2 separate regions of the Homo sapiens genome follow, and region 2 is linked to region 1. Evidence: chromatin loops called from intact Hi-C (ENCODE). Cell type or tissue: heart right ventricle. All regions are shown on one strand. Each heading gives the region's core, and the rest is flanking DNA. Links, peaks and the distances in the headings are about the cores only. Region 1 has its middle 140 kb from the start of C10orf126. Region 2 has its middle 88 kb from the start of C10orf126.

What was found. Hi-C counts contacts between places; a loop is a spot of excess contacts. Peaks named below come from ENCODE experiments on the same cell type or tissue, not always from the same donor. Only the 100,000 strongest peaks of a DNase experiment are listed, where the experiment ranks them.
Region 2: it touches region 1 in a loop (5-fold over the local background); 10 of 110 quality-filtered maps call a loop at or near these places.

The regions. Positions count from the first base shown.
Region 1 is chr10:28,976,144-28,992,162 of GRCh38, reverse strand. No RefSeq gene overlaps it. Among named protein-coding and RNA genes, the nearest start is that of C10orf126, 140 kb to the right of the region's middle. RefSeq lists a silencer at 69-363 and enhancers at 108-1,307, 5,822-7,021. In heart right ventricle, for the core only: no CTCF peak of the experiment used is centred there; a DNase peak (open chromatin) is centred at 7,542.
Region 2 is chr10:28,925,923-28,941,941 of GRCh38, reverse strand. No RefSeq gene overlaps it. Among named protein-coding and RNA genes, the nearest start is that of C10orf126, 88 kb to the right of the region's middle. In heart right ventricle, for the core only: no CTCF peak of the experiment used is centred there; no DNase peak of the experiment used is centred there.

The DNA.
Region 1 (16,019 bases), core at 2,631-10,630:
ATGACACAGTCATTGTGTAATTATAATCACTTGTTTGTCTGTTTCCTCACAGAATTGTGACCCCATGAAGGCAGGAACCCTATTTGTTCTATTGGTATCTCCAGCATCTAGCAAGATGCCTTGTGCATAGTAGTTAACCAATAAAAAGTGGTTGAATAAATGAATGAAGCACATTCATACTGAAGGTAAAGGTGTGTGATCAGAGAATCTCTCTCCGCAATGGCCACCAGGAGGAGCTGTTGGATGGCTCTGGATGGTTGGTGGGTGGGGTGGGGAAGAAAGGGGTAGAGAGAGAGTATGCAATTGGTAATTCTTCAAAAGGATACTTGAAATCAGGTTTGTGTAGTTCTGGACACAAGAAAGGCAACATGGGCCTTGTACCATCAAGCAATGGAAGTTGGAAAAAAAAAGAAAAAACAATCATCTCTGCTTTGGGGAATCACTGAATTGGCAAACCACCCCCATTTCCAACTTTTCTATGACCTGAGCCTTTGATGACAGCTAACATCAAATTGGGAGTATTCTGGAAACACCACGCCCAGGTCTGCGCCTTATATTTATAGAGCTTTTAGCACAAAGGCATTTTCTTCAAAGCACTTTAAGAGCTGGGCACACCCTGTCACACACATGAGCTCCATGAAAGGAATTGCAGCTTCACAGCAGCCCTGAGGCCTGAGCTGGCGAACAGGAATGCTTTGGAATACACTCCCTGGCCACAGGCGAGCAGCCCAGTTTGAAACTAGTGGGAAGAATGACATCAGGTGGGACCAGCCAAATCCCTGCTGAGGGGCCCGACCTGTATTTCTGCAAGAAAACCTTCGTCTTGATGATCATTGACCATGTACTAGACCCATACTTTATCTCCTTTAATCCTAACATTACCCCTATTGTGCAAATGAAGAAACTCCGAGGCAAAGAGAGGCAAAATAACTGACTTCAGGACCATCACCAGTAAGAGCCAAAGCTCTTTAACCTTGGTTAAAGCTCATCCCTCTCTACAATCATGTGCCTTTTGCTGCCGTTCTAATACATGATCTAAATGTATCAGAGAGAGGCTGACTCTAAGATCAGATGAGCCCAACATGGTTCTGGGTTGACTGTATTGCTTGACTTTGAGACCACCGTGACGGCCTTGGCATCATTCAAAAGCAGGCCCAAGTCCAGGAGTGGTGGCTCACACCTGTAGTCCCAGCATTTTGGGAAGCCAAGGTGGGAGGGTGGCTTCAGTCCAGAAGTTCAAGACCAGCCTGGGCAACACAACCCTTTCTCTATAAAAAATACAAAAACTAGCTGGGCATTGTGGCACGTGCCTGTAGTCCCAGTTACTTGAGAGGCTAAGGTGGGAGGATCACCTGAACCTGGGGAGATCAAGGCTGCAGTGAGCCGTGATCATGCCACTGCACTCCAGCCTGCAAAAACAGTGAGACCCTATCTCAGAAAAAACAAACAATCAAACAAACAACAACAACAACAATAAAAAACAAAAGCAGGGCCAAAAGAAGGAGGCCATCAAAGCCCACATTTTAGTCCATCAGTCAAGCCTTCTGGGGTCCCCATGAATCCCTGTTCTGGTTGTGGAGGGGATGATGTGTGTCATGTGTTGTCACAGCCAACCACAGCAAGAAGGGCTACAATTCCTTGTTGTCATTTTCCCCAACTTCAGTCCCCTCACTGAGAAAAACCAAGGCAAATCACTTCCAAGAGGCCAGCCCAACAGGATAGCACTAATTCCCCTAGTTACAAATGTCTCACACCCAGAAAGCCTCTTGTGCACATTGGGATTCTGGAAAAATGTCAAAACACCACATACAGTCTCTTTACCTGGAAAACAAGAGTATCCAAGTCAGGGCATTCATGGTGCCACCAGAGCAGTCTCCAATACCATGTATAGTTCCCAACACAATTCAATTTACCATGGAAACCTCGGTCATTTTCCTCCAGTAATTCCTCCTCTTAGAAAGAGCACAGATTCAAGTTCCAGCTCTGCCTCCTACTAGCCGTCTGACCTGGCAAGTTTCTTAACTTTGTCATCTGTAAAGTTCAGATAATATTGCTTACCTCACAGATGGTTATGCAAATGAGTGAAACAAATGACAGAAAGGTTAGGTCCATCAGATGATAATGATATTTAAATCTGTTTTCACTACTCTTAGTAACATTATCTTGGGCCAGGTCTCTAGTCCTGCATCAGTGATTTGTCTTTTGTTTTTGTTGTTGCTTTTTGGAGACAGAGTCTTGCTCGGTTGCCCAGTCTGGAGTGCCGTGACATGCTCACTGCACACTGCAGCTTCAACCACCCAGGCTCAAGCGATCCTCCTACTTCAGCCTCTCAAGTAGCTGGGGCTGCGGGCATGCACCACCATGCCCAGCTAATTTTTGTAGACAGGGCTTCACCATGTTGCCCAGGCTGGTCACGAACTCCTGAGCTCAAGTGATCCACCCATGTCAGCCCTCCAAAGTGCTGGGATTACAGGCATGAGCCACCGTGCCCAGCCCCTGATATGCCTTTATTGAGCACCTAATGTGTATGGACTCTGTCTATGAACTTACAGTAAAGTCAGAGACATTGAGGAACAGGTTAGTGTGAGACTGTGTATATGAAATAAAAAGAATTGGAAAACAGGAAGACCAGATAAATAAAATAGAAGGAAAGTTCCACTAGAGAGGTGAGACTTTAGCTGGGCTTCCAGGTGTAGTATTTCAGTAGGATAAACTTACCAGACTAGGGAAGAAGGTGTATGTTGGGAATTGCGGGGAGGCTTCAGGCCTGGTGAGTTCTTCAGAAGATGGGGACTTTTGTTCATTCAGAGTGAAACGGCCAGTGAGCATTTATAAAGTGTTGACCACTACTGATTTGTAGTGTTTGGTGATTTCTGTGGTGTTCATACTTCCACCATAGCTGATTTCCACCAATAAAGCTGAAAACAGGCAGGCCATGGTGGCTCACACTGGTAATCCCAGTGCTTTGGGACGCCGAGGTGGGAGGACTGCTTGAGCCCGGGAGTTCAAGACCAGCCTGGGCAACATAGTGAGATCCCATTTCTACAAAATACAAAATAAAAAGTAATCAGGCATGGTGGCATGCACCTGTGGTGCTAGCTACCTGAAAGGCTGAGGCGGGAGGATCACTTGAACCCGGGAGTTTGAGGCTGTAGTGAGCCATGATTGTACCACTGCACTCTAACAGCCTGGAGACAGAGCAAGACCTTATCTCCAAATAAATAAATAGATCAATAAAAAGAATAAAAGCAGAGTTGGGGAGAGATGTGCAGCAGCCTGGCATCGTACAGTATTCCTACCATGTGAATACAATACAGATCAACGGCCTCCGTAAAATGGAGTAAAATCAGGAAGCGTTGACTTCTAAATATTTATTACCTTGGTTTTTAATATAATTTAATAATAAGTTTATATTGTTTAATTTTTAGTAATGGTTGCATTTAACAACTAACTTGCAGAATTCCTGGAAACTTCATATTCGGCTCAGGTGATTTAACAAGCTGGCTCTGGCACACCAGTGGGGCAGCTGCAAAAATCCAGGAAAGAGATGCTCATGGCATGCACCAGGATGTGAGTTGGGAGGTGATGAAAAAAGGAAGGATTTGGGATATGTGTGTGTGTGTGTGTGTGTGTGTGTGTGTGTGTGTGTGTTTTGTTTTTTGAGACAGAGTCTTGCTCTGTTGCCCAGGCTGGAGTGCAGTGGTGCAATCTCAGCTCACTGCAACCTCCGCCTCCCGGGTTCAAGCAATTCTCGTGCCTCAGCCTCCAGAGTAGCTGGCGTTACAGCTGCCCACCACCACGCCCGGCTAATTTTTGTATTTTTAGTAGAAATGGGATTTTGTTATGTTGGCCAGGCTGGTCTCAAACTCCTGACCTCAAGTGATCCGCCCACCTCGGCCTCCCAAATCACTGGGATTACAGGCATGAGCCACCGTGCCCGGCCAGATTTTGGATATGTTATGAAGATAGAGCAGGGAGGATTTGCTGGTAGCCTGCATTTGGGATGGGGAGGAGGAGAGAGCTCAAAGGTGACTCACGGGGTTTTATTTTGTCTCACTCCCTGTCTTGGCTCCCCACGTCTCGTGGCGAACGAGCTTCTCTTTTCCTTCATGTGTGTCAAATCCTCCTTCTTCCTAAAATTAGCTCCAGCTCTACACTACAGGAGGCTTTGTGTCGTTTTCCTTTATATAAGAAAGGTTTTGAAAAAATTCTTGCTTTCCACCAAGGCATGTTTCTAAAACTATTTTTTTATTTGTGTAAAACAACATCCTTATTTTATTTAAATACATATGGGAGAAGAAAGAGAGATGTGAGGGGAAAGAAAGTGAAGGGGAAAAGGAGAAGTAGGAAGAAGAAGGGGAAGAGGAGAAGGAAGGAGAAAGGAGGAGAAGGAGGAAAGGGAAGAGGATGACGAGGAAAAAAGGAAGAGGAGGAGGAAAGACATACTGGAAGGGAGGGAAAGCAGACATTCCCTGGTGGCCCAGGACAGCAGCCAGGATGTATAAGCTCCAAGCCAGGAATGGGCCCTTTCACACTGGGCTCTATATTCTCATACATAATTTAAATCCGTTACAACAACGACGTATTGGTATTTGAATAATAAAAATCTATGGCCGGGCATGGTGGCTCACGCCTGTAATCCCAGCACTTTGGGAGGCCGAGGCAGGCAGATCACCTGAGATCAGGAGTTTGAGACCAGCCTGGGCAACATGGGGAAACCCCATCTCTTACTAAAAATATAAAAAATTAGCCAGGTGTGGGGGCAGGTGCCTGTAGTCCCAGCTACTTGGGAGACTGAGGCATGAGAATTGCTTGAACCCGGGAGGCGGAGGTTGTGGTGAGCCGAGATCATGCCACTGCACTCCAGTCTGAGCGACAGAGCAAGACTCTGTCTGAAATTTAAAAAACAAAAACCAAAAAACTAAAGAAACAGTGGGAGTCAAAAATAAAATATATTGTCACTAAATTCAGCTTTAAAGGAGGGAGAGATAAAGTCTTCTGAGGAGGAGGAGGGCCTGGCAGTGAAAGATGGGTCAGCAATGGTCCCTGAGCAGGCAGCATGGTGTCAGGTGTCAGGCATGGGACAGGAAGTTGGAAGACCCAAGTTCTACTCCAAAAGTCTCCCAGGCCGGAGAAACCTGGATCAACCCTTTAACAGTCTCTGCTTTGGGTGAGGAAATGCTCCTACGTAAAGTGGGAATAAAAATGCCACTTCCAGCAGGGCATGGTGTTGTGTACCTATAGTCCCAGCACTTTGGGAGGCTGATGCGGGAGGATCACTTGAGCTCAGGAGTTTGAAACCAGCCTGGGCAACAGAGCAAGACCATGTCTTAAAAAAAAAAAAAAAAAAAACCACTTTCATGCCTCAGATCATTGTATTGTGATGAGGATCACACGAGAGGACAAAAATAAAAATTGTGGAAGTCTTTTGAGAAGGATTTTGCACTTTACGCACATGAGCTTTTATGATAAATTGCTCGGGAGGTTGCCAAGAATTCATACAAAGAAACATGAACATCTTTCTAAGAAACTGGAAAATCCCAATGATAGTTCTTCATGTAATAGGGGTAGGACTGTTCCTCAGACTGGATGGAACCACCTAGACACGTCAGTGGCCTTCGGATAAGTCTTGAATCAATGTGATCTTTAGTCATTCTGACTCAGCGGACTTGACTTGGTACTTGACACACATGATGGAAAATAATTAGAGGGGACTTACCCATGGTCTAATGGGGAAAAGGAAGCTAAAATGATAATTTGAAGCTGGAAAACATTGATTGGCTTCCTCTCCCTTTCCAAAGCCTCCTCCCCAGAGCTCACTTCTTGGAGGACTGGATGGCAGGTGGAGATGGTGAACGGGGTCCTGGCCTACCTGGCAGAGCACTTAAATGGTCAGGGAGCATCAGCCCCCTTTGCTGGAGTCAGTCGAGTGTCCTTCAGCTCTGAGCGCTGCTGTGGGTTTTGAGCAGCCACGTGGCTCTCAGACGAGACATCTATTGACAACCTCAAAGGGCTCCTGCACTGATCAATAACAGCATGCCTCCCCTGCCTTCAGCTAAAAGCTAAAGAGACGGGCTGGTGCATATATGATCACTAGAATTTAATTATATATCACATTGATTTTTAATTAGAACTGTAGTGAGGACCTCCTCTATTAAAAAAAAATTCCAACTGGCAAATGGGTTTTACTCAATTTATCAAATAACTTGAAATGCACTGCTCCTTCTCACTTTTAAGCCTCTTGATGAGAAGGAAACCTGCTACGCAACCCCTGTCACGAGGGTGAAGACCTTGAAACCTGCTAGCATGTCTCGAACATTTTTATTCAAGTTCTGTGTTTTGGCATGTAAGCCAGACACCCAGAGGAGCAATGACAAGAGGCTTCCGTGTTATTTATAACTAAGTCCAATTAACACTGGAAAAGGTCCCATTGGCTCTGATCCTGTCTAATCTCTTTGAGAAGTAGGTCCAGTGACACAGCCTGGCTCTACAATCAGATCTAGCACCACACAGCTTGCCTCATCTGACCCCTGTTTTCCTGCAGAGCTAGGATGCCTCAAAGCTCTCCATGCACTTTCGCTTGGTTTTTCAAGGCTGCAAGGCAAGAGCTTTGCAAGCTGGAGGTAGACTACAGATCCAGAGCCACAACTTCATCCTTAGTAAAGGCCCTATCGGTGCTCACATTTGCAGAGAGTGCCTGAGAAACATGGGCGTTGTCCTCCAGAATCACCAGGTTTCTCTTCAAAGTTGCTCTGGGACCTAATGGAGTCACACAAGCTGGCTAGTTGCTCACTGTGCAAGGAAGAAGAGGCTCAGATGTCAGCACCAGTCAATACTGCTGACCAAGGCACATCCAGTCACACAGCGTAGCCAGGATTCCCTCCAGTGAGGAGCCTAATGGATGTGATCTATAGTCACAATAATATTAGTGTTACCTACATCCCAGGCACTGCACAAAACTCTTTGCACAGTTTGTCTTCTTTATCCGTAGTTCAGAACTGTGAGATGGATCTTCATTTTGCAAATAAGAAAACTATGACTTAGGCCGGGCGCAGTGGCTCACGCCTGTAATCCCAGCACTTTAGGAGGCCAAGGCAGGTGGATCACCTGAGGTTGAGAGTTTCAGACCAGCCTGACCAACACGGTGAAACTCTGTCTCTACTAAAAATACAAAATTAGCAGGGCGTGGTGGCGCATGCCTGTAATCCCAGCTACTCAGAAGGCTGAGGCAGGAGAATTGCTTGAACCCGGGAGGCAGAGGTTGCGGTGAGCCGAGATGGCGCCATTGCACTCCAGCCTGGGTGGCAAGAGAGAAACTCCATCTCAAAGAAAAGAAAAGAAAAAAAAGAAAAGAAAAGAAAACCATGACTTAGAGGGTGTGAGCAGTCTGCCCAAGCTCACACAGGTGGCAGCGCTAGGACTCAAGCTGCAAGGCTCTTGCTCTTATCCCCTCTTCTGTACCACCTCCTGCATCAATGGGTGTGTTCTGCCAGGCACGGCCCGCCACCTCCTCACACCTGCCAAGAACAGCCACGGGAACATGGCCAGCAGTGGTGAGAACAGAGCAGCCATTTCCTCACTTCCTCTCTGCTCACCCATCCCCCGAGCCCAGTCCGGTTCACTGCCCCACTTTCCTCATGGTGACTCATACTATACTGACATGAGAAAAATTGCCCTGCCTCCAAGCATTTTCTTGAGCTAGCTCTCTGCCCAAAATTTCCTTCTCTCTCCTCTCCACTAATTCATTCAACTCAGCCCATATTTATTGAGCTTCTACTGCATGCCAGGCGCCATGCTACATGCTGGGAATCTCGGACTAAAACATGATAAGCCATTGTCCTCACCCTAGCCAGGTAAACAGACTACTAGAAACAACGAGAGAAGCCTTATGACGACATAAGCAAAGGTAGATACTAAATAATATGGGAGAGATGGGCATGGATGGTTTCCTAAAAGACACCCATCCTTCTGAGCCCAGCCCAAATCCCATCTCTTGCTGTTATCATCTGTTTTTCTTCACTTCTCGTTCACCTCTCCTGGCCTTCCCCATGCTATGTTGCATCTCCTTTCGCATCCATCTGTCTTACTTAGCATCACAGGCAGACTAGTTCCAGACAAAAGAAACATTTCATAATTCTAAATCCTTCCAAGTACACAGAGTATTGCTTCATATGCAGGAGACTGAAAGAAGACTTTAAGTATAATTAACACACCCTCTCCAGACCAAATCTTAGTCTCGGAAATCCCAGTACAGATCATCACATACTGTAATCCCTCCATTCTGGCCTGGACAACTACTAACCTGTGTCCATCATTCTTTGGAATGAGCTCCTCTGCAGAGAAACCATGAACACATCCACTTCCCTGGAATCTGAGTACCAGAGAAACAACAGGTGTTACGGAGGCCAAATCCTGGCTTCCCAAGAGGGCCACGTGCTAATCCCTGGAATCTGTGAATGCATCTTAAAAGGCAAAGTCTGTAGATGTGATAAAGTCGACATCATAAAACGGAGAGATTATTCCAGATTATCTGGGTGGGCCCTACATGCAATAAAAAGTGTTCTAAGGGCTGGGTGCAGTGGCTCACGCCTGTAATCCCAGCACTTTGGAAGGCCGAGGCAGGCAGATCACCTGAGGTCAGGAGTTCGAGACCAGCCTGACCAACATGGGGAAACCCCATCTCTACTAAAAATACAAAATTAGCCAGGCTTGGTAGTGCATGCCTATAGTCCCAGCTACTTCAGAGGCTGAATCAGGAGAATCGCTTGAACCCGGGAGGCAGAGGTTGCAGTGAGCCAGGATCCCATCATTGCACTCCAGCATGGGCAACAAGAGCAAAACTCCTCCCCCCCCCCCCAAAAAAAAAGTGTTCTAAGAAGGAGGCAGAGGGAGATTTCCGACAGAAGAGGACAAGGAGGTGCGACCATGGAGACAGAGATTGGAGTAATGCGTTCACATGCCAAGGAATTCCAGCAGCCTTGCCAACTTTGATTTTGGCCAACAAGGACAGATTTTGGACTTCTGACCTCCTAAGCTACAAGAGAATAAACTTGGGTTGTTCTAAGCCACCAGGTGTGTGGTGGTGTGTTACAGCGGTCGTAGAAAACAATGCAATTGCTTTCAAGTGTCGTGAAAGACAGCAGCAGGTACATGAGCTCATGCTGGAAGATCCCAGGTGGCTTCCCCTCCTGCACTCGGGGAAGAAGGGAGCCTCTTCTTAGACTGGAGATTTGCCCTTCATGTGCTCCAAGGGACAGATTGTGGCTTTTTTTATGGGAAATGGCAAGGCTTTGGGTTGTGGGTCACTCTTTTCTTTCCTCCTCCTCCTCCTTCTTCTTCTTCTTTGTGAAATGGGGTCTTGTTAAGTTGCCCAGCCTGGTCTTGAACTCCTGGGTTCCCATGATCCTCTCATCTCAGCCTTCCAAGTAGGTGGGACTACAGGTGTGCACTACCATGCCCAATTTCTTCCTTACCTTCTTCCCCATATTTCCAGAAGTCTTTGATATAACAGAGTTTCTGAATTTTTTCACTGTATTTAAAGATAGTTCACCTAGTCAGAAAAAAATAAGCGTAAATCCTCTACCCAGAACTAAAGGAAATCAAAGCTCACTGAATGGAACCAAGCAAGAAAATGTGTTGAAAAACATGACCCACAACTTTTTCAATGTATACTTTGTGCTTCATCTCTTCATGCCCCTTTCTCCTGTCATGGATGTTGTCTGAGAAGGAGCTCTACAGTTTAGTGCTAAGACTTATTTGTGTACGGTCCAGTTGCTATAGGCTAATGCAGTAGAAGGAGTTGGAAAGAAGACAATATTGATGAAAATTCAGCAGGGTCTACGCAATTCTGTGCAAGTAGGATTTAAGGATTTTTACACCCTTAAAACAAAGGTAGTCTTAGTGCAATTTCTCCTGAAGTGGGTTCCTTCATTCCTTAGCCAGAGGTGATCTGATGCTCACTCTCGTGTTGTTGAAGAAACACTTAAAACATATGAGCCAAAAAATGCAATAGAATATATTCCTCCTATCGGGAGCATGGGAACTCTGTAATGGAGTGCTCTGCCAAGATCTTAATGAGACAAAAAAACCCTTAAGTGTTATAAAAATAAGAAATAAGAGGGCAGTGAATTTAGTTAATCCCATTGATTTCCTAATTCTTTGCCCTTATTCCCAAAGTATACATTTAGAAATGAGATGTAATTCTGGGAGTGATTTTCAACAGCCTCATAAAGGTGGGTAACTTGCACATTCTCTCTCCAGGTCTACCACCTACCACTGTAAAATATGGACAGAAGTGCATGTGGCTCTAGGGGAAACTTCCCAGGCACATATTTAATAAATGCAGTATTATGCTGTTGCGGGGGTGAGGGGTGGATAGAGCAACTGGAATGGGAGGTGTGGGGTAAAACTCTAAAGCTTCCATGCTTGGTTCCTTATCGCTGTCCTAGGCAATGAGTTAGCCAAGGGGAACTAGATGTGGTATCCTTAGTTATTCGATGGCATGGCAGCATAAAGCCACCATCAGTTTGCACCAACCCAATGTTTTTGAAAATATTAAAAATGCACACTTAGAATGTTCAAATCTGGTGTTATAGTAAAGTGGAGAGCGATTCCATTCAGATGAAAGTTACCCTAAAATTCATTGCAGGAGCTTCTGATGTGCACTATGTTATCAAGGCAGCAGGAGACGACACCAGTGTTCTTTTGTAACCCTCTTGCCTACAAGAAATATTAACTTTGTGTGTGTCTACTTTTCATGTTAAGCACCTTTCAATTTAGTCCATTTTCAGATACTACAAATAGCATTGTCATTGTCATCTTTGTGCATAGGAGCTGCTCTCCTGACTTTTCCTCTGCTTGTAGAGTATTTGAAACCAGATTTCAATGTCTAGCCCTTTCTCTGACTTCTGGTATCCCTCTTAGAAGTCATTTCTTTTCGGAGTACTTCTACTTTCTTATATGAGTTTAAAGGAACTGAAACTTCTTGCTCCCCTGGTCAAAGAAATTGCACAGATATCTAGAGTTATATACAGAAAACACCTAAATCGTCTCAAAAGATTAAGTACATCTCAAGGCATTTTTCCTTTTTCACTCAAGGTTCATAAATGTGAAGCTGGTTTTCATTTTACCAACTTTCGTCTACAATTAAGATGAAAAAAGGAAAATATCAACATCCCATAGGAAATGCTGAATTCCTGGATGTTGATCCTAAATATTCCCAGACAAGAATCTAGAAGAAAAGCAGTATATGAGTAGATCTTCACAGTCGAAACTCAGGCGATCTGGAGAGGTCCAGATAAAAACAGGCAGTATCAAGTCAATATCAAAAAAGCTGCAAAATCTTGAAGATTTCACAGTGACTAATGATTTAGGCAATTGTCAATATCAGCGGAATCTATTTGTCTCTAGAATAGGCCTAATTTTCATTCTTTTAAAAGAACTACTCTACTCCTCATTTATTCTCCACATTGATATACAGTAAACAAAATTTAGATATTACCCACATTGATGTTAGCCCTCTGTTTGTGGGTTTTCTCCTTGTTTTCAAATGTCTAAGCAGGTCTCTACCCTCTGATCCCAACAAACATCTTTTTGTTGGGAGATATCAAGAGAGTTTTACCTGCAACCAGGTAATGACTACTGGGAGGCTGTGGGTGGGAGATGAGTTATGAGCCCTCCTATGACATCTCCTGGGACACATATGATTGGTGGTGGGAGAAGCCAATCAATTACAACTCCAATCCATCATTTGAAGCCAGTTTAATACACAGGTACCTCATTTGTAACAATGCTGAACAATATATATTTTCAATTTTGAAAGAGCTTGTTCTCCCAGGAACATTGAACGCATTGCATGTGCTTTTTCTTGCTTGTTTGTTTGCCATTTTTTGCAATTCGTCTTTTAAAAAGGTGCATGTAGATCTTATTGTGATTTCCTTCCATACCAGACATGCATCACAAATTACTAATTTCATTAGTTTTCCAAAAATGAGGACAAATCCTTCATTGTATAGTAAGTACTAAAATCTTTAGGTCTATAAAGGGAATCTGGCCAAATTTCTTCCCCCAAGAACAGCTACTTTAAACCACAAGCTTCAGCTAAGAAACTTCCTGGCATCATTAGCACATTAATTAATAACCAAGAAGACATAAGAAGATTTATATATGATGTTTGCTCTTAAGTGTAATGTAATTCCCTGACTTCATAACCAAGATTTTTTCAAACCTGCGTATTGAAAGCAACAAAGAAAATACTATTCCTTTCTCCATTTACAAAGGAAAGCCTAGTTTTTCCTTTGTTTAACTATTAATGTTACTGACTGTAACCATGGCAACAATATAAAAAATAATTGAGATAATAATAAAAGGATGTTTTGTAAACTTTATTTTAATGAAGGACCATGAATTTCACAATAATACAGCTTATATGTTTATAAATGTGATCAGCCCTCAAATACAAACAAAACCCACCATTACAATCACTATCAGTGGGGGAATTTTAAATGACTGGAATGTTTTGCTAGATCTTACTTTGATTTCAAAGAAGCAAATCAGAAGGAAACAGTTTACTTTTGAGATTTTAAAGAAACCATATAAAATATGTCCACTTAATACACATTCATTTCATCTCTACTTCCCATATCTAGAGATCTATGGAGCAAGAAAGGACCTTTCAGGCCTTGTCAGTGCTTGAGTCATAAAAATAGATTCAGAAATGTTTATTTCTACTGACTTTTCCACTCTGGACTTTGGTGGGATTATTATGGTTCATGTAATTGTATTATTTTCAAAAAATTGTTAAACGTGATTGGCCTTTTGTAAGACTTTTTAATTAAATAAATTGACAATTTATGAAACATTCCCTTGTCAGAATACGAAAATTGGTTAATATGGTTATCACGGCAACAACAGGTGAGATAATTCAGGACAGGATAGCATTTACTCTAAGTCAAAAAGTAATCAAGGTTGTGGCCGGGCACAGTGGCTCATGCCTGTAATCCCAGCACTTTGGGAGGCCCAGGCGGGCAGATCACTTGAGTTCAGGAGTTTGAGACTAGCCTGGCCAACATGGTGAAACCCTGTCTCTACTAAAAATACTAAAATTAGCCGGCCATGGTGGTACACACCTGTGATCCCAGCTACTCGAGAGGCTGAGGCAGGAGAATCGCTTGCATCTGGGAGGCAGAGGTTGCAGTGAGCTAAGATAGCGCCACTATACTCCAGCCTGGGCAACAGAATGAGATTTCATCTCAAAAAAAAAGCAATCAAGATTGTGAGTTCAGCACGCACTAAAATTTCTCTGTCTGCTTCTACTGTATATAAATGCTTTCTATGCCAAATACGTAGACATTTTAGAAAATTATTAAATTGTCCCAAAGAAGAAAAAAAGTTGTACATTGTATTCAAAAGCAAGAAATAACCACCGCTATGGAGGAAGAATACAAATGCATTAACTCATGAACTAAACACAGCTAAAGTAGAAATGAGTGAATTAAAATGTGGAACAGAGGAAATACCCAGAACATAGCATAGAGAGATAAAAACATGAAAATTGTTTTTAAAATTAGTTAAAACACATGGAAAACAGGAGAATTTGATGAACAGACTTTCAGTAGGAGAGTATAGAAAGAATAAGGAGAGAAAACATTCAAATTTTTTGGGAAATTTCTAGGAAAAATGAAAGCTATAAATCAGAATGAAAATATCCACCAGGATTAATGAAGTTAAAATCTCCGTACATACCATGTTAAACTGCAAAATTTGCAGAATTTAAAACTGAAAATACTGTAAGTGATCAGAGAAAAAATTAGATTGCCCACAAAAGAAATATCACTAATAGACTTTTCATGAACAATAAAACAAAACCAAACCAAAAAAATGCCAGAAGAAAGCTAAGTACTATCTTAAAAACAGTTGAGGCAAAATAGCTATTAACTTGGAGTTCTGTTCCCGGACCATCTTTTAAGAATGAGAGCAAAATGGAAACATTTTCAGAGACATCAGGACCTAGGAAATATACTCTCTCAGATGTTTGCTGGAAGGACAGCTAAAGAATATACCTCCACAAGAAGACTGAATCCACAATAAAGAAATGTTTCTTTTTAAACATTTTTTTATTTAACTTTTATTTTAAGTTCAGGCGTACATGTGCAGGTCTGTTATATAGGTAAGCTTGTGTCACGGGGGTTTGTCGTACAGATTATTTCATCACCCAGGTATTAAGCCTTGTACTCATTAGTTATTATTTTTCCCCATCCTCTCCCTCCTACACTTCACCCTCTGAAAAAACCCCAGTGTGTGTTGTTTCCCTCTTTGTGTCCATGTGTTCTCATCATTTTGCTTGCATTTGTAAGTGAGAACATGCAGTATTTAGTTTTCTATTCCTCTGTTAGTTTGCTAAGGATAATGCCTCCAGCTCCACCCATGTTCCTGCAAAGGGCATAATCTTGTCATTTTTCCTGGCTGCGTAGTATTCCATGTTGTATATGTACAACATTTTCTTTATCCAGTCTACCACTGATGGGCATTTAGGTCGATTCCATGTCTTTGCTGTTGTAAATAGTGCTGCAATGAACATATGTGTGCATGTGTCTTTATGATAGAACAATTTCTACTCCTTTTGGTATATACCCAGTAATGGGATTGCTGGGTCGAGTGGTGTTTCTGTTTTAGGTCCTTGAGGAACAGAGGGCATAAGTTTCAAGGATCAAGACACAAATGCGGCAGAAACAGGATTCTAGTATTTCTTCCAACAGAGTTGTGAGTCGGGAAGTATTCCAAGATAACCCCAAATGTCCTTGCAATCCTATCATAATTAATAAATCCTAAAGCAGTAACAGAAAGAGGAAGACAAAAAAGAAAAGAAGAAAAGAAAGAGAAAAAATGTTGTGATTAAAATAAGCTTGAACTGAGACGTAGGTGTTAACATGGTGTTCAGATAAGGAGAGTGTTTGAAAATAGCACAGAATGTAACTATATTGCCATGTTACAGAGAATATAGACATTGGTGAATTTTAAGTTTTGAAAAAATATATAAGTATACACATTAAAACTTTATTAACACTAATAGACTAGAAATGCAATAAATAAATTTCATATCAGTAGAAAGAAATAAAAGAAATGAACGGACCGCATAGCTATACACCATCCTATGATGATAGTGGCCCTTGGGGTGCGGACTGGGAACACTAGGGTTGGAGGCTAAAGAGGATTTTAGTTTTAACTCTAATGCTTTATTGCCTTAAAAAAATACTTCAAGCACATATGACAAAATTTGAAAAGTTAATATTTCTAGGTGTTAACATTTCTAGGAATATAGGTTTTTGTTACATCATCCTTTATACTTTCTCAAATTAAAATACCACAAGCAAATAGGACAAAATTTGAAAAGTTAATATTTCTAGGTGTTACCATTTCTAGGAATATGGGTTTTTGTTACATTATCCTTTATACTTTCCCATATTTTTATTTTATTTCCCATTACCCTTTATACTTTCCCATATTTATTCAAAACAAAAAAATGGAAAGCTTCTGTGCTTATTCTGAGCTGTTATCCAAGTGTGGGTAGAACATGAATGAACTCCAAAGCAGTCCAGGTTCAAGTCCATGAAGTCTAGCAGATGAGCTCAGCTCCCGTCCGGAGCAGACACAGGGCTGTAATGCATCCCCCATCTGTTGTGTACAGGTGAGAAAAATTCTTAATGGAAGAGAACTCCAGTGAACTTAAAGGGTCATTGCCTTTTAAACACTAGTAGTTTATAAAAGCCCCATTATCTTATGCTCTCTGTTGGTTTGAATTACTCGTTCCTGGCTTCAGTGTGCAAGCAGTGGAACAAAGATATCAATATAGAAACTGCCATAGCCGGGGGTCAGCAGGGGGTTACCCAATTAGAGAACCCTTAAGAAACCACAGAAAAGAAAATAACTTCTCTGTCATAATAAGGACCCTCTCCACGGGAGATGGAACAATCACTCTGTGTGTTAGTTTTCTCTTGCAGTGGGTGAATCATGGAGCACAA
Region 2 (16,019 bases), core at 5,222-13,221, 53 kb after region 1:
ACACACACATATACACACACACACACATAAATGCATGCAAAACTTTTGAAATTTGAATAAACTCTTCGGAATGTACCAATGCCAATTTCCTGATTTTGATATTATGCTGTGGTCTTGCAGGTTGTTAACGTTAGAAGATACTGGATGAAGAGGCACCAGAACTCCTTGTACATTTCTTTGCAACTTCCTTTGCAACTTCCTTTGAATCTATAATTATCACAAAATAAAAAGTTAAAAATAATAGTAAGTGCTGTTTACTTTTGGAGACCAAGGCAGGGGGTTCATTTGAAGCCAGGAGTTTGAGACCAGCCTGGACAACATAGTGAGACCTCATCTCTACAAAAAAACTTGTAATTAGCCAGGTGTAGTGTGGCATGGCTGTAGTCCCAGCTACTTGGGAGGCTGAGGTGGGAGGATCACTGGAGCCCAGGAGCCCGAGGCTGCGATGAGCTGTGATCACACCACTGCACTCCAGCCCAGGTACAGAGCAAGACCCTGTCTCTAAAACATATAAAAATAAATACATAGTAAGTGCTGTTTAAAATATTTACTTCAAAAAATACATATCCTTTTGCACTTATGTTCATTATTTTTATCCATAATTTTCCAGAAAAAAAGTTTGTGTGTAAGATAAAAACAGGAAATAAAAGCACACTAAAAAGGAAGATATTTTGAAATTATCTGAATGATTTTGAAATTATCTGGTGATAAGTGTACCCTTGCTACACTTATCAATCAATCACTCAATCTAGAATAATTGATCTGGGCCATGAGCAATTTTTAAAAACATAAAAATAAAAAACTCTTCAAGATATTTCATGGCTCCTTCTCCCCCCTGGCTGGATTTTAAGGACAGGACAAACTGCTGTTGAGAGAAGTACGATTTGAATTTAAAGAAACATGGACCAGTGTCTTCGGAGCAAACAGGAGAAAAGTAAGAAAGACCTCAACTCAGCCATCTGAAATGAACTGTTTATGAGGACAACAACCAGCTCTTCGGGCCTACTTTATATAAAACCCAGATCAGATTCTATTGGGAGGAAAAGAAAAGGTGGGAGGAGGAAGAAGCTGAGAACATCTCCAGGAGTCAGAGCTCAGAAAACAGGAGAAATCTACAAATCAGGAAAACACAAAGAATAATTATGAGGAAAGCTGTGTCAAGCACCCAGGTACAAGTCATAACAACTGTTACTATCTTACCCGGTGCAATATTTTTCTTCCAGTCCGAGACAGAAATAAACATAAACTATTCTAGAAACCTGGATTATATTACCATGTAATTGTTTGCATAGAATTAAATGGCTTGGGAAACAGGAGAGCCCAGAACCTTGCTCCCTTTGTACTCACTGTCTTAAATAAATTGTCCTGTTTGCCAATTTGCTTTTCCACAAAGAGAGGCTCCATCCTGTCTCTGAATTTTTTTTCAAAAGCTTATTTCTGCGTTTTAAAATTCATTTTCAAGAATCTATTTAGCTGAGAGTAAAACCATTTAATGACTAAAGTTTTGAATCTAAGTAGATGAAATTATTTATGTAGATCATTAGAAATACATGAGTGGCCTCTCTCGTTTCCTGTCTAGGGAAAACTTATCGTTAAATACGCTTTTGCACGGTTACTGAAACTGAAGCAACACCCAGTTCAAATCGTCTGCAGACCTTAAATTATATTTCCAAAAGCAACAGCTCTTTTCTATGAACAATGGCAATACTTGTTATGGGTTTAAATAGGAATTCTTCATTTGGAATTTTTGAATATGGGGACATTCTGGGAAATGTCCAGAAAAAAAAAAAATCCCGCCAAGGGTTCAGCAAACAGTTGCATAACCCTCTTTTTATCTCGGGTGTTGACCCAGTCATTCATTCCATGTTTGCTGTGGTGAGTTCAGCAAAGCTGGTTGCCAAGACAACCATAATCCGTGAACAGAGCCGGCTCCATTGGTGGTCGGTTACAACACGCTTTGTCCCGTCGGGTGTCCTGTAACCGAATGAATGGAGAGACAGAAAACAAGCACCTTCAGTAAACATGACCTAATGAGAGCGGCGTCCTCCAACTGCCTGGGAGGCACCGGAAGAAACCTACCAGGAGCCAGGACTCTCACACGGACAGAGGCATCACCTCCCAAAAGAAGTCCGTGTCATAAAGGGTCCCTTGGTTGTGGGGTTTAATGACATGAAACTATTCTATTCACCTCCAGGGCTAAGGAAGTATCTTTTGATTTATTGCACTGTTCTAAACACTATGTAATTAGATGAGCTTGGAACTCTGCAAGGGGGGCAGTTTGTAGTGCAGATCCGTTTCCCACTGAAGTGCATGGAGGCTGCAGGAGCGGAGGTGAAGGGGATGGAGGTGAGTAAGAGAGGGGAGTTCCCCTGCGGGGCCTTCAGACTCCAGCTGGGATAAGGCGTGGTTGTGCTGGGCAGGGACCCTGCGCCTGTGCCCCGTCCTGCAGGCCAGCAAGTCGCCCTTCCTAGGAGGCAGTCTTCAGTCTACACTCTGCAAACAGCGCCCCCTGGAACCGTGCAACATGAGGGTCCTGGCACTTTCGTGTACGAGTGTTTCTGAAAGGTCAGAGCTCCGTGGCAATTGCAATCTTACTTAAATTATTTCTGCTTCTCCTTTTCGATTAATATCGATCGAGTGTGTTGTAATGTTCTGGGACACTTGTGAATTCTACTGTCATTAACGTGTGAATCCAGGTTGATAGCAACAAAGAGTCATGTATGAAATGCCTAACCAAGAGGCTTAGATTTCCATAATCACTTAATACTTGATTCCTTTAGGATTTAGTTTGCCAAATATATCTTTCCAGAGATAGCAGCAAGTCATTAATCTCATAATGAAAGATACTAACAGGAAGAACCCTGTTCAATATAAATGTATCTTTAGTGGTACTTTATTCAGCTCTGCTTAACTAAAGCAGTATTATGGGCTGTGTACTCATTTGGAGTTTTGTGCTCCGAATCACCTGAGAAACTTTTATTAGACATACAGATGCCCAGACCACATCACAGATCTGGAGTGGTGCCCAGATACTGGTATTTATATTAAGTTCTTTTGCTATTTCAGACACAGAGCTAAATTTAAGAGTCACTAATTTGTTTGATAAATCAGAATAACTCTTGCCTTTCCAAATTCACTAGATGAATATGGAGATCTAAATTTTCTCCCACATTAGCTGTATTAACCTGGCCTGAGATAGGATTTCACTGTCCTGAAGGAAGAAGAGGCGCATAGGGCTTTTTCAACCAACATTCGTTTAATTGCTTGTTTCTTATGAAGGGCATAAGGCTGTGAACTGATCATTTTAATTGGTAAACCCAGCAAGTGCAACTCCCTCAGGCAAAATATTAGGACCTAATACAGATTCAATAGGTGTGAGAGAGACGGAAATAGGTGTATCTATTTGAGGTTCTGGACTAAGAAGGAATAATTGTAGCATTTATCAAGTATTTACTATGTGCCAGGCACTGTTTCGGTGTTTTCTGCATAATATACGCACGTAACCCTTACAGTAACTTAGCCCTCACCATGTTACCGGTGGAGGATGTCCAGGTTCTTGGCATTTTGAACAAAGAATTGGACAAAACTCACAAAGCAAGGAAAGAATGAAGCAACAAAAGCAGAGATTTATTGAAGACGAAAGTACACTCCACAGAGAGGGAGCAACTGGAGCATAGGGGCTCAAGAGCCCAGTTACAGAATCTTCTGGGCTCCGAATACCCACTGGAGCTTTCCCGTTTGCCACTTGGTGTTCATCTCATGCAAATGAAGCAGTATCCCGCAATCAGTCTGATTGCAGTCTGGTTGCAGAAAGCAACCAATCAGAGGCTAAAGTGAAGTTACAAAGTTGCACTCCTATGCAAACAAAGACTTATCCCGCAATCAGAGGTACTTTCAATTTTCCATCTGCCGCGCAGAAAAGAGGGGGTTTGCTAAGGGAGAAGCCTCTGGTCCTTCTGTTACTTAAGCTTGGAAAGTTGGGGTTTTCCTTTCAATTTAGTTCTAAGAGGTCAGCTTGAGCTGGCCTTAGGTTCCCTGCCTCCAGAGCCTATTCTCCTGCCTCAACAACAACCTATGGTAACTTTATCATCATGTCCATTTCCCAGATACAGAAATGGAGGCACTCAAAGGTTCAGCACTTTGCCTAAAGTCACACAGCTAGTAAACAGCAGAGCTGGGAATGGGAGGTGGGAGAATCGTTCTGGAATCCTCTGTCAGCCACTGCACTCTACTGAGGCAGGTAGCATTGTGTTTGTCCTGAAAAATCAGCCCTTTATGACTCTAGTAAGAACTTTTTCATTCAACCATCCTCAGTCTCCCATTTGTCATGAGTAGCTTATAAACTCATCATACAATCTTGCTACAGAAAAACCCACCAGAATTAGAATTAATTCTTTCCCAGAAATATAGAGAAGGAAAATCACTCTTCTTCTTCCACATAACTAGAGTCTTGGAGGACAATCTCAATGTGTATTTGTCAGCGAAAATGGGTGAGTGGATAGAGGTTGGAGAATAATTAGATTTCCCTGACCCTAATTCCTTATTCTACATCTAATATTGTGTCTGGCTAAGCCAGAGAAAGTCCCAGCCTCTAGGTTATATGGCAGCCTAAGTAAAAGCATGACCTCAAGGCTGACTCTAAAGAGCTATTGCAGGAGATCTTTGGCAGCTCCAATTCTATCCTTAACATATGCTGGCCACGTCTACTTTCATACTCACCTGTCAAAACTCATTTCCACCATCACCAAGGGGCCATACTAATTATTCTGTAGTCACTTTGGCATATTATAAGTTTTGTATTATTACTTCCAATAAGCATCTCACTGGCTACAGCTTAGAATATCTTTTTCATTGTTGGGATTTATAAAAGATAAACAGGATATAGAAATATATAGTATGGCTGGGTGCAGTGGCTCACGCCTGTAATCCCAGCACTTTGGGAGACCCAGGTGGGCAGATCACTTGAGGTCAGGAGTTCAAGACCAGCCTGGCCAACATGGCAAAATCCCATCTTTACTAAAAATACAAAGATTAGCCGGGCATGGTGGCGTGCACCTGTAATCCCAGCTACTCGGGTGGCTGAGGAGGAGAACCGATTGAATGAACCTAGGAGGCAGAGGTTGCAGTGAGCCAAGATCACACCACTGCACTCAAGCTTGGGCAACAGAGCGAGACTCCGTCTCAAAAATAAAACAAAGTACAGTATGCAAGTCCACAGCCTCAAGAATAGCCACTCTCAACTGAGTGGCTGTCAGTTACCGCCACAGTGTGCCCATGAGCACCCCTTCCTTGAAGTAGTTGAGAGTTGGCCACCACCAGTTCTCCCCTTGTCAAAAGTCACACCTCTGCTCTCAAAGGAGTCCCAAACAGGGATGTCTGGGTACCACTTTCTCTCCAATCTTGACATGCCAAAAGGATAAAGAATAAATAAACCGGCTTGCCACATTTGAGATGCTGCCAACCTCTGGCTTTACAGAAGTGGTCACTGAATGGTCTTTGGGACAAGTGGTGTGGGTCCCAATGGCCTCACACAAAGCCCCATCACTGATGGAGAGGAATGACAGATGTCCTTCTCCTCAGCCCCGGGCCATGCCACAGGGACACTCTGTGGCACTCCCCTGTCCACAGTGCTTTTGCTAGAGCACCATCATTGTTAATTTCAGAACAGGAGAAACCAGAAAACAGTCAAGCTCCTTACTTCTGAGCATGCATACCCGGGCCCAGCCCCACCCAGGCTCATACAGCACCTTGGCTAGAACCTGAGTCCCACCCTTACTGTGGCTGTATAAATTTACATGTGATTTTAATAAAAAATAGATGCACAAGCCCCACTCCTTGCCCAGGCTTGCTTTGTATGGCGCCCAGAACAATGCGTTCCCAGTGTGGATGTTGAATAAAGCACCATTTGATGATGATCTTCCTTCAAGGCTCAGAGCCCCCACTTTCCTCTTTAACAATAAAAGCCTTTGGCTGTTCAGCTTCCTTCTTACCCCAAAGCAGAGATCCCGGCTGAAGATCACATTCCAGAGCTTTCTGTGCCCACTGCCCCTTGGCCTCCCCTGCAAGGGTCCTCAGTGTAATTGCAGGCTCAGGTTTGACTTCCTTGGGAAATGTCTTTAAAATCAGAGAAATCTAAGCGGAGTTCGGAATCATTCTGAAAATTGTCGCCGACCCCAACCCCCAGCGTATCTTCATGCCCTGCATGGGGGAACCCATGGTACATTTGAAGGCCCCAGGCTGGGCTAGCCTGTGTTCACCGCAACGGCCTTGATCCAATCACTTGCTGAGGAAGAACTCCCGGGGAGATGAATGCCATTACAAATCTTACCCTCAACATGAAACGCCAGTGATTGTTTATTAAATTGCTCTTCAAAGAGAAAACACTGGCAGGCATGTATCATTAAAATGGAAGCAAAGGGAAACGCTGTAACCTTCAACACCGAGTTTTTCTCCATTAACCCCAGACCAATACAACTGAAATAGCCGGGAGGAACTTCTGGCCCTGAGCCCCATCAATTACCTTAATCTCAGCCCAGGGAGGGGTAATACAATCCATCCAATTTAAGTATTTCCAAACACTGCCATAAGAAAGAAAGAAAAGAAAAGACAAAGAAAAGCCCTCAACCCTAACTCCACTGTCTCAAGTCCAGTTCAGGACAAATTGCAATACACATGAGTAACATGAAAACATAAAAGACATACCCTCCAGTGAAAACCTTGCACAACTTTCCCAAGTAAGCAGAATTAATCACAGGGAACAATTACCATTTCCAGTCTGAATATTTATGACATAACAGAAAACCCCTTTAAAATACTCAGTGGCTCATAATTTTTTTTTCCACTCTTTAAATTTTTTTTTAAATTGTGGTAAAATACACGGAACATTAACGTTGCCATCTTAACCTTTTTTTCTCACACTGTCGCCCGGGCTGGAGTGCAATGGCGCGATCTCGGCTCACTGCAACCTCCGCCTCCCGGGTTCAAGCGATTCTCCTGCCTCAGCCTCCCAAGTAGCTGGGACTACAGGCATGCATCACCACACCCAGCTATTTTTTGTATTTCTTTTTTTTTTTTTTTTTTTTTTTATTGATCATTCTTGGGTGTTTCTCACAGAGGGGGATTTGGCAGGGTCATAGGACAATAGTGGAGGGAAGGTCAGCAGATAAACAAGTGAACAAAGGTCTCTGGTTTTCCTAGGCAGAGGATCCTGCGGCCTTCCACAGTGTTTGTGTCCCTGGGTACTTGAGATTAGCGATGGGCGGCCAGGCAGAGACGCCCCTCACTTCCCAGACGGGGTGGCGGCCGGGCAGAGGCTGCACTCTGGGCACTTTGGGAGGCCAAGGCAGGCGGCTGGGAGGTGGAGGTTGTAGCGAGCCGAGATCACGCCACTGCACTCCAGCCTGGGCACCATTGAGCACTGAGTGAACCAGACACCGTCTGCAATCCCGGCACCTCCGGAGGCCGAGGCTGAGTGGCTCATAATTTTTAAAAGAGCTACAGAAAAAGAAAAGGCACTCTAAATTTATGATGGAAAGTTGGGGGGAAGTCTTGATGCCCCGCCCACTCTATTTGGTATGTCCCACACATCATTTTTATTCCTCTCCCTTCCAGAATCCCAGTAATTTTTTTTTTTTTTTTGAGATGGAGTCTTGCTGTCGCCCAGGCAGGAGTGCAGTGGCATGATCTCAGCTCACTGCAACCTCCACCTCCTGGATTCAAGCAATTCCCCTGCCTTAGCCTCCTAAGTAGCCGGATTTACAGGCGGGTGCCACCATGCCCGGCTAATTTTTGTATTTTTAGTAGAGACGGGATTTCACCATGTTGGCCAGGCTGGTCTCAAACTCCTGACCTCAGGTGATCTGCCCGCCTCGGCCTCTCAAAGTGCTGGGATTACAGCCATGAGCCACTGCACCTGGCCCAGAATCCCTGTAACTTTCACTCCCACCTTTGCTGATAGGTCAGCTGAGTGGCAATGGGAAGATGGGATGTGCTGAAGGCACTAGTGTCCTCTGTTCCCAGCACTTCTCTTTTCCACTCCAGGTGTTTCCACCTTCCCCAACCTCCTCCCTCTCCAGCAGCCATAGAGTAGGCATTGGCACGCAGAAACGGAAATAACACAGGACCAAGAGTCATGGTCCCTGCTCTACCACACCTGTGTGTGATCCTATGCATGGCTCATAGTCTGCTGATCTGAAAAATGGAGGCCTTTAATTGGAGCACTTCTGGTTTCCTTCTGCTTCTATCAATATAAGAATTCTGCGATTCAAGTATTGCTTCAAGAGATGGATCCATCATTCGCTCATTCACTGAAAAAGCACAGATTGAGTAATGAGTATGTGTCAGGCACTGTTCTAGGTTCTAGAATGAAAGCAGTGAACAGAAGTGTCCCTCTGTCCCTCATGGAACTTACACTCAAGTGGAAAAAACTGGACAACAGCCAAGTACACAAGTAAAAATAGTATAATTTCAGATCACAAGTAAGAAGAAGGTATGTCCAGGGTGAGGCTATGGCTTTTTTAGGTAGCATAGTAGGGGGCCTGAATGAAGTACGGGAATGACCAATTTCTGGGCTATTACTCAAATATAGTAATGGGAGAACCTTCCAGTTATTTCAATATTTCAGAAAGTTCCATAGAAACTGTGTATTCAGCCTATATGTTAACTAAAATGATTCTTAGCTTTTGGCTAGAAATATTGCCATTTGAAATGGTATTACTGATCATCTCATTCCTCTAATCAGCCAAATTAGGGATCCTGAGAATCTTAATCTGATTGAAATATGGAAAAATCAATTATTATATTACTTATAAAGTTATTAGATGGTTGTGAGTAGCAAATATTTGAGACCATTGGCTGTAAGACTAGACACCTCTACCTCTAGAATGGACATTGCAAGCCTTCCTCTTATACAAAACAGAAATAACACCCTTGTTTTGAACATACCTAATTTTCAACCATGATTGTGTGGCCTGTGGATTAACCAGATTCCTTCTCTCTCCAAAGACTATTTTTCTGTAATTTACTATGATTCCACTTCAGACTGCAGGGAGAGAGAAAATACATCTAGTGAAATTTTACTCTTAAAAGCTGTTCTTTTGAAAGCAATGCTAAGAGAAGGAGCTGAAACTATTAGCTTAAAATTTAGGAGAAACATTGAATTTCAGTTACTCATTCTCTTCATATTTTCCAGTCTCTTCAGGTATCCAAGCATTCATACAATAATTTTAGTTAAGAAACACCTGGCCGGGCGTGGTGGCTCACGCCTGTAATCCCAGCACTTTGGGAGGCCAAGGCGGGCGGATCAGGGGTCAGGAGATCGAGACCATCCTGGCTAACACGGTGAAACCCTGTCTCTACTAAAAATACAAAAAAATTAGCCAGGCATGGTGGTGGGCACCTGTAGTCCCAGCTACTAGGAAGGCTGAGGTAGGAGAATGGCGTGAACCCGGGAGGCGGAGCTTGCAGTGAGCCGAGATCAGATCATGACACTGCACTCCAGCCTGGGGGACAGAGCGAGACTCCATCTCAAAAAAAAAAAAAAAAAAGAAAAGAAACATCTTGTGTCTCTGCTAGATGCCAGGAATACAAAATGAATAGAACACCACCTCTGTCCTTAAGGTGCTTATAGTATATAGTGGCTCAAAGCATATACTAAATTATATAGATGAAGTTTGTACTTGAAATATAGGTTATCTCTTACATTGTGTCAGTAAGAATTATGCTGTAGTAACAAACAATTCCTTTTTTTATTTTTTTATTGAGACACAGTCTCACTTTTTTGCCCAGGCTGGAGTGCAGTGGCACAATCTTGGCTCACTGCAACCTCCACTTCCCAGGTTCAAGCAATTCTCCTGCCTCAGCCTCCTGAGTAGCTGAGATTACAGGTGTGTGCCAGCATGCCTGGCTAATTTTTGTATTTTTGGTAGAGACAGGGTTTCCCCATGTTGGCGAGGCTGGTCTCGAACTTGTGACCTCAGGTGATCCACTTGCCTCAGCCTCCCGAAGTGTTGAGATTACAGGCGTGAGCCATCGTGCCCAGCCCCAAATTTTTGGTGGCTTAAAGCTACCAAAGTTGATTTTTCACTTGTACTACATGTCTATTGAGAGTTAGCAGGAGCCCAGAGGAGTTGGGGATGGGAGTGGAGTCTATTCTTCCTAAATATTTAGGTATTCATGTTGATAAAGCAGCCACCATCGTGCATATTACTGGTTGTCATGCCAAACAGAAAGGAAAGCTCTGGAGGATCTCAAGTCGGAAACTCAATCTTCTAGCACAGAAATGACACATGTTTTACATCATAACTCATTGGCCAGACTGATCTCAAGAACCCACCTACCCACAAAGCAATCAGGAAGTGGGATCCTACCATGTGCCCAGAAAAGGAAAGAACTGAAAATATTTCACGAACAGCAATCACGATTATGATAGATATAAGAGAGCCAAAAGACCTGGTCTCTGGCCTCCAAAAGCTTGCCTGCTAACAAAATTTGTTTCATCAAGAAAGAAACTAAAAGTCCTTAAAAGACAAGTTTAACAATGCCTCAGGGAAGTATAATTATTTCGTTGTTTACATCATCATGTTGAAACCTCCTGTTTAATTGGGAAGCATGCCCTCTACTTGCCCTCCACTTCTCTGTAGAGTGTTTCCAGATTAAGAAGAAGGAGGGGTAAGAAGAAGTGTAGATGTTCCTACCCCCTAGAAGCACGCAATCCAAAAAGTCATGAAAATCAGACCCTCAGATTCCATCAAGACTCTGCAAATAAGTATGTGTATTAGCTCAGTCTCCAGTCTCTCTCATTAATCCCATCCTAAGGAAGAGGAAAAGTGGCCATTGCTACCCTTTTCCCATTACCAACTGGGCAGCCTCCCAGGGCTCAAGAGCAGAGTTGAGAGTATCAAGAGAATGCTAACCTTTCAGAAGCCCCAGAGGAGAGCTGGCATTTACACTGAAGCAATTAGCCAGCAATTTTGGCATTTGTGATTGGCTCACAGAGCCAGCAACTCAGCCAGAATGCTTTTCTAATAAACATTAAGTCTGGTTCAACTTGAAAGTGTTCCCCAGAAAAGTCCACTGTACAACAGCAATCTCACATATGTAAATAATCGTTGGGCAAGTTTGTGACAGACTTTCAATTTTGATTAGATATTGTCCATTTAATTAGGATGCTCATCCCAAATCTATTGGACGGGATGGAAGAGAGGTTGTCATTCCAAGTTCTACTGTGGCCAGCAGCTGACGTGACTTCCCAGTCTAACCAGACTTAGAATTGCTAAATCTTTCTGCTTAGAATTTGATATGAAATACTAGAGGTCTTCAAACATTCATGGAAATGCATATTATGAAAAAAATTCATGAATTTCAAATTTTTTTGCACCAACATAAATTTGTACTAACTTATTATAACATGTCTGAGCAGGATCTAGTCTGAGGCATTCTGAAGGATAAGACGTCTGTTGGAAAAGAATCCCTGTCACAGCAACATGAATTCTGCTAAAGTAAAACAAGAACAAACACCAAATTTGTGGTGACACTTGGGTGAAAGAATGGTGAAATCATTAATGCTTTACAAAAAGTTAATGGGGACAATGCCCCAAAGAAAGCACTAGTTTACAAATGGCTCATTTATTTTAAGAAGGGGTGAGATGATGTAGAAGATGAAGCCCATAGCGGCAATCTACATCAATTTGCAAGGAATAAATTAATTTTGTTCATGCCCTAATTGAAAAGAACCAACAAATAAGAGCAGAAACAATAACTAACATCATCTCAATTAACTAACTAACTAACTAACAATCAACTAACTAACAATGACATCATTTCAATTGGTTCAGCTCACACAATTCTGACGGAAAAATTGAAGTGGAGCAAACTTTCCACCTGATGGGTGCCAAAACCATTGCGCCCAGATCAAGAGCACAGGAAATAGAAAGCACTGAGCTTTGGGAATTCTAAACAAGTGGCATCAAGATCCTGAAGCATTTCTTCAGGAGAAGAAACATGTAACTGGGGATGAAATATGGCTTTACTTGTATGATCCTGAAGACAAAGCACAATCAAAGCAATGGCTACCAAGAGGTAGGAAATGGTCCAGTCAAAACAAACATGGACCAGTCAAAAGCAAAGGTCATGGCACCAGTTTTTTGGGATGCTCAAGGTATTTTGTTTATTGACTTTCTGGAGGGCCAAAGAACAATAACATCTGCTTATTATAACAGGGTTTTGAGAAAGTTAATCAAAGCATTAGCAGAAAAACACCCAGGAAAGCTTCACCAGAGAGTCCTTCTGCACCACGACAATGCTCCTGCTCATTCTTCTCATCAAACAAGGGCAATTTTGTGAAAGTTTTTATGGGAAATCATTAGGCATCCACCTTACAGTGTTGATTTCAGTCCTTCTGATTTATTTTTGTTTCCCAATCTTAAAAAATCTCTAAAGAACACTCATTTTTCTTGGTTTATAATGTAAAAATGATTGTATTGACATGGTTAAATTCCCAGGACCCTCATTTCTTTAGGAATGGACTAAATGGCTGATATCATCACTTATACAAGTATCTGAAACTTGAAGAGCTTATGTAGAGAAATAAAGTTTATATTTTTAACATTTATCTTTTCATTCTATTTTCCATGAGCTTTTTAAGTCCCCTTGTAAGAGAAAAATTTGTTTTGAGGATTGAAAATATTTTGATTTCTAAGTGACACCAGGGTAAACTTTTCTACCTGTAATCCTCAAACCACTATAATTATGACTAATAAATATAATAGTAATTCTTATGATACCCAATGGAAAAAAAATATCTTTTATGACCTTGTCTACCTCTAGGCTAAAACACTCTATCTCCATGTTCTAGGTTTCTTCAAAGGCTGGTTCCCTAGCCACCTCCCCTCTCTCCTTCTACTTCCATACGCCAGCAAGTCATTTACCTGAAACTTCTCTCACCAATGACTTCTTAATTGCCCAATGCAACAGCTTCTTTTCCTACTTGACATTCTGCATCGTGGTATATCAGGAGAGTATCCTGTGGATAAATAAACAGGCTTCAGGAGCAGTAAGACCTTGAATCCAGGATCTACTCTTATGAGCACTGTGATATGAAGTCTTGGAAATCTAGGTTTCCTCATCAGGAAATGAAGATAATATGAGCTCCTATGTCATGGGTTTCTCATGATGATTAAATAGAATAATATGTGTAAACAGTCTGACAGTGCTTGGCACAAGGCCAGCTCTCAATGTTTGGTTATTGATTTTAGTATTGAGCTGGGTGTGGTTCATGCCTGTGATCCCAGCACTTTGGGAGGCCAAGGCAGGAAGATCACTTGAGGCCAGCCGGGACAACATAGAGAGACCTCATCTCTACAAAAAATTAAAACGTTAGCCAACCATGGTGGCACATGCCTATAGTCTCAGCTACTCAGGAGGCTAAGACAAGAGACTCACTTAAGCCCAGGAGTTCAAGGATACGGTGAGCCATGATTGCACCATGCACTCCAGCCTGAGTAACAGAGCAAGACCCTGTCTCTTAAAATATAAAAATCATAATTTTTTTAAAAAAGATATTAGTATTCGTGGTGGTGATCACTGTTTTCTTCTTCACACTGTCTTCTCCCCTTATTTGGTTTCTATGATACATAATTTCCTGGTATTCATTTAAAAAATTTGACGATATTCTCACTTAATGCACCAAACCTCCAAATCTCCCTCTCCTGTGTTCCCACATTAGTTCAGAGGCACACCATTTCTCACCTGGACTGTTACAACAGTCTTTGAGAAACATTCCCCATAATGGAATCTTTGCTCACTCCAGTCCATGCTCCACACGCATACATAATTCAGAAGCAAAAAACTCTTTAAAAACCTTCAAACATGGCCCTCTCCTGATCCAAACATTTTACAGCCTTCCTGGAAGTAAAGTGACCACAGTTCCCTTGGTAACCCTCTCCTTGGAAGAGCATCCCTGGAGACTCCCTTCAATTTGTTACCCTAAATGTTACCTAAGCCTCCTCCCTGGATTTCATCCTAATTTTCCTCTGTTTAGCAAAAATGTCTTCCCAACCCCCAGGCCATAAGCCAGTAGTGGTCTGTGGCCTTTTAGGAGCCAGGTCACACAGGAGGAGGTGAGCAGTCGGTGAGCTAGCATTACCGCCTGAGCTCCGCCTCCTGTCAGATCAGTGGTGGCATTAGATTCTCATAGGAGCACAAACCCTGCTGTGACCTATGCATGCGAGGGATCTAGGGTGCACGCTTCTTATGAGAATCTAACACCCGATGATGTGAGGTGGAACAGCTTCATCCCGAAACCATCCCCCCAACCCTACCCCTGTCCTGGGTCTGTGGAAAAATTGTATTCCACAAAACAGTTCTCTGGTGCCAAAAAGGTTGGGGACTGCTGGTCTACACCACTTGTGGCTTTGGTTGGTAAAACGCTTTTAATTTTGTTTAAGATAAAGTTATTTTATGAGTTAGGAAATTTTCAGCTACAAGTAACAGAAAAAAACCACCAGTTCAACTGGCTTGAACCAATAAGAGGTCATATTATGTTCTGTATCGAGAAGTCTGAAAATTGAGTGGCTTTTCAAGGTTTGTTAATCCAGTGGTTCAACCATGTCATCAGGGACCTGAGTTCTTTGCATGCTTCTATTCCGTCATCTTCAGAATGCCTGTTTGATCCTGATGGTTTCAAGAAATCACAACCTGACATGGCACTACCCAGTGGGCAGTATGCGGTCCCAACCAGCCATGAGTCAAGCATCTTTATCTCCATTTCATAAATAAAAAAAATACAGGCTCAGATAGGTTAAGTGACTTGCCCCAGGTCACACAGCTATTAGTGGTAGAAACAGGATTTGGACTTCTGTTTACCTGACTCCAAAGTCCATGCTCATAAACACTTGGTTCTACTCCTTCCAAGCATGACAGCAAATGACTTTGCCCTGGAAAAAGTAGGATTAAACGTAGTTTAAAAGTAGGATTCACCAGGCTAATATTTCATGCACACTTCATAAGACCTGGATTTCTATCATCAATCATCAGCTATAGTCACCATTCTCAAAAAATATTAATAGTGTGCTTACACTACACAAATGCGTGTAATGTCTTAATCTTTAATTTCTAATCAGAACACACATTCAGACAATGTTTTCATATAATGGTTGCAACTGGCTTCTATGTGTGTGATATGTGAGTATACATAGATGTATGTATATTCATATATACGTCTGCATATGCGTATATGTGTACGATTCCATTTCATTGATAAACTAACCAAGGGCCTAAAAAGTTAGGAACTCCGTCCAATTTATACGGCTAGTAAGACATTGAGGGGTTTTAGGAGACATCCCGATGACCTCCTGATACAATATTCTTTCCTGGAAGACGCTTAAGCTAACAAATTCCTTCCATTCAAAGTAGAGGGAATTGTAGCAGAATTTCAGTGAGCTTTTCTAAGTGACATGATGGCAATGTCCTATCAGATAAAGGGACTCAGTGCAGGGAGCACGTGTCATACCCAGCGGTGGTGCAGCAGGAGAACTAGCACATCAATCTCTCATGTCACATTTTCTCACAGACCTCTGTGAACCACAACCACCCTCTCCATTGCTTGCCTTTATTTTCTTTTTTTTCTTTTCTTTTTTTGAGATGCAGTCTTGCTCTGTCGCACAGGCTGGAGTGCAGTGGCGCAATCTCGGCTCACTGCAACCTCTGCCTCCCAGGTTCAAGCGATTCTCCTGCCTCAGCCTCCTGAGTAGCTGGGATTACAGATGCCCACCACCACGCCCCGCTTTTTCTTTCTTTTTTTTTTTTTGTATTTTTAGTAGAGATGGGGTTTCGCCATGCTGGCCAGGCTGGTCTCGAACTCTGACCTCAAATGATCCATCTGCCTCGGCCTCCCAAATTGCCGAGATTACAGGCGTGAGCCACCGCACCCGGCCTCTTTTTTTCTAATACGAGAAAAGGCATACAGATCTATTTAATATGTACACACAGAGAGAAACACCTTTCCTCCGGTCCATATTTCT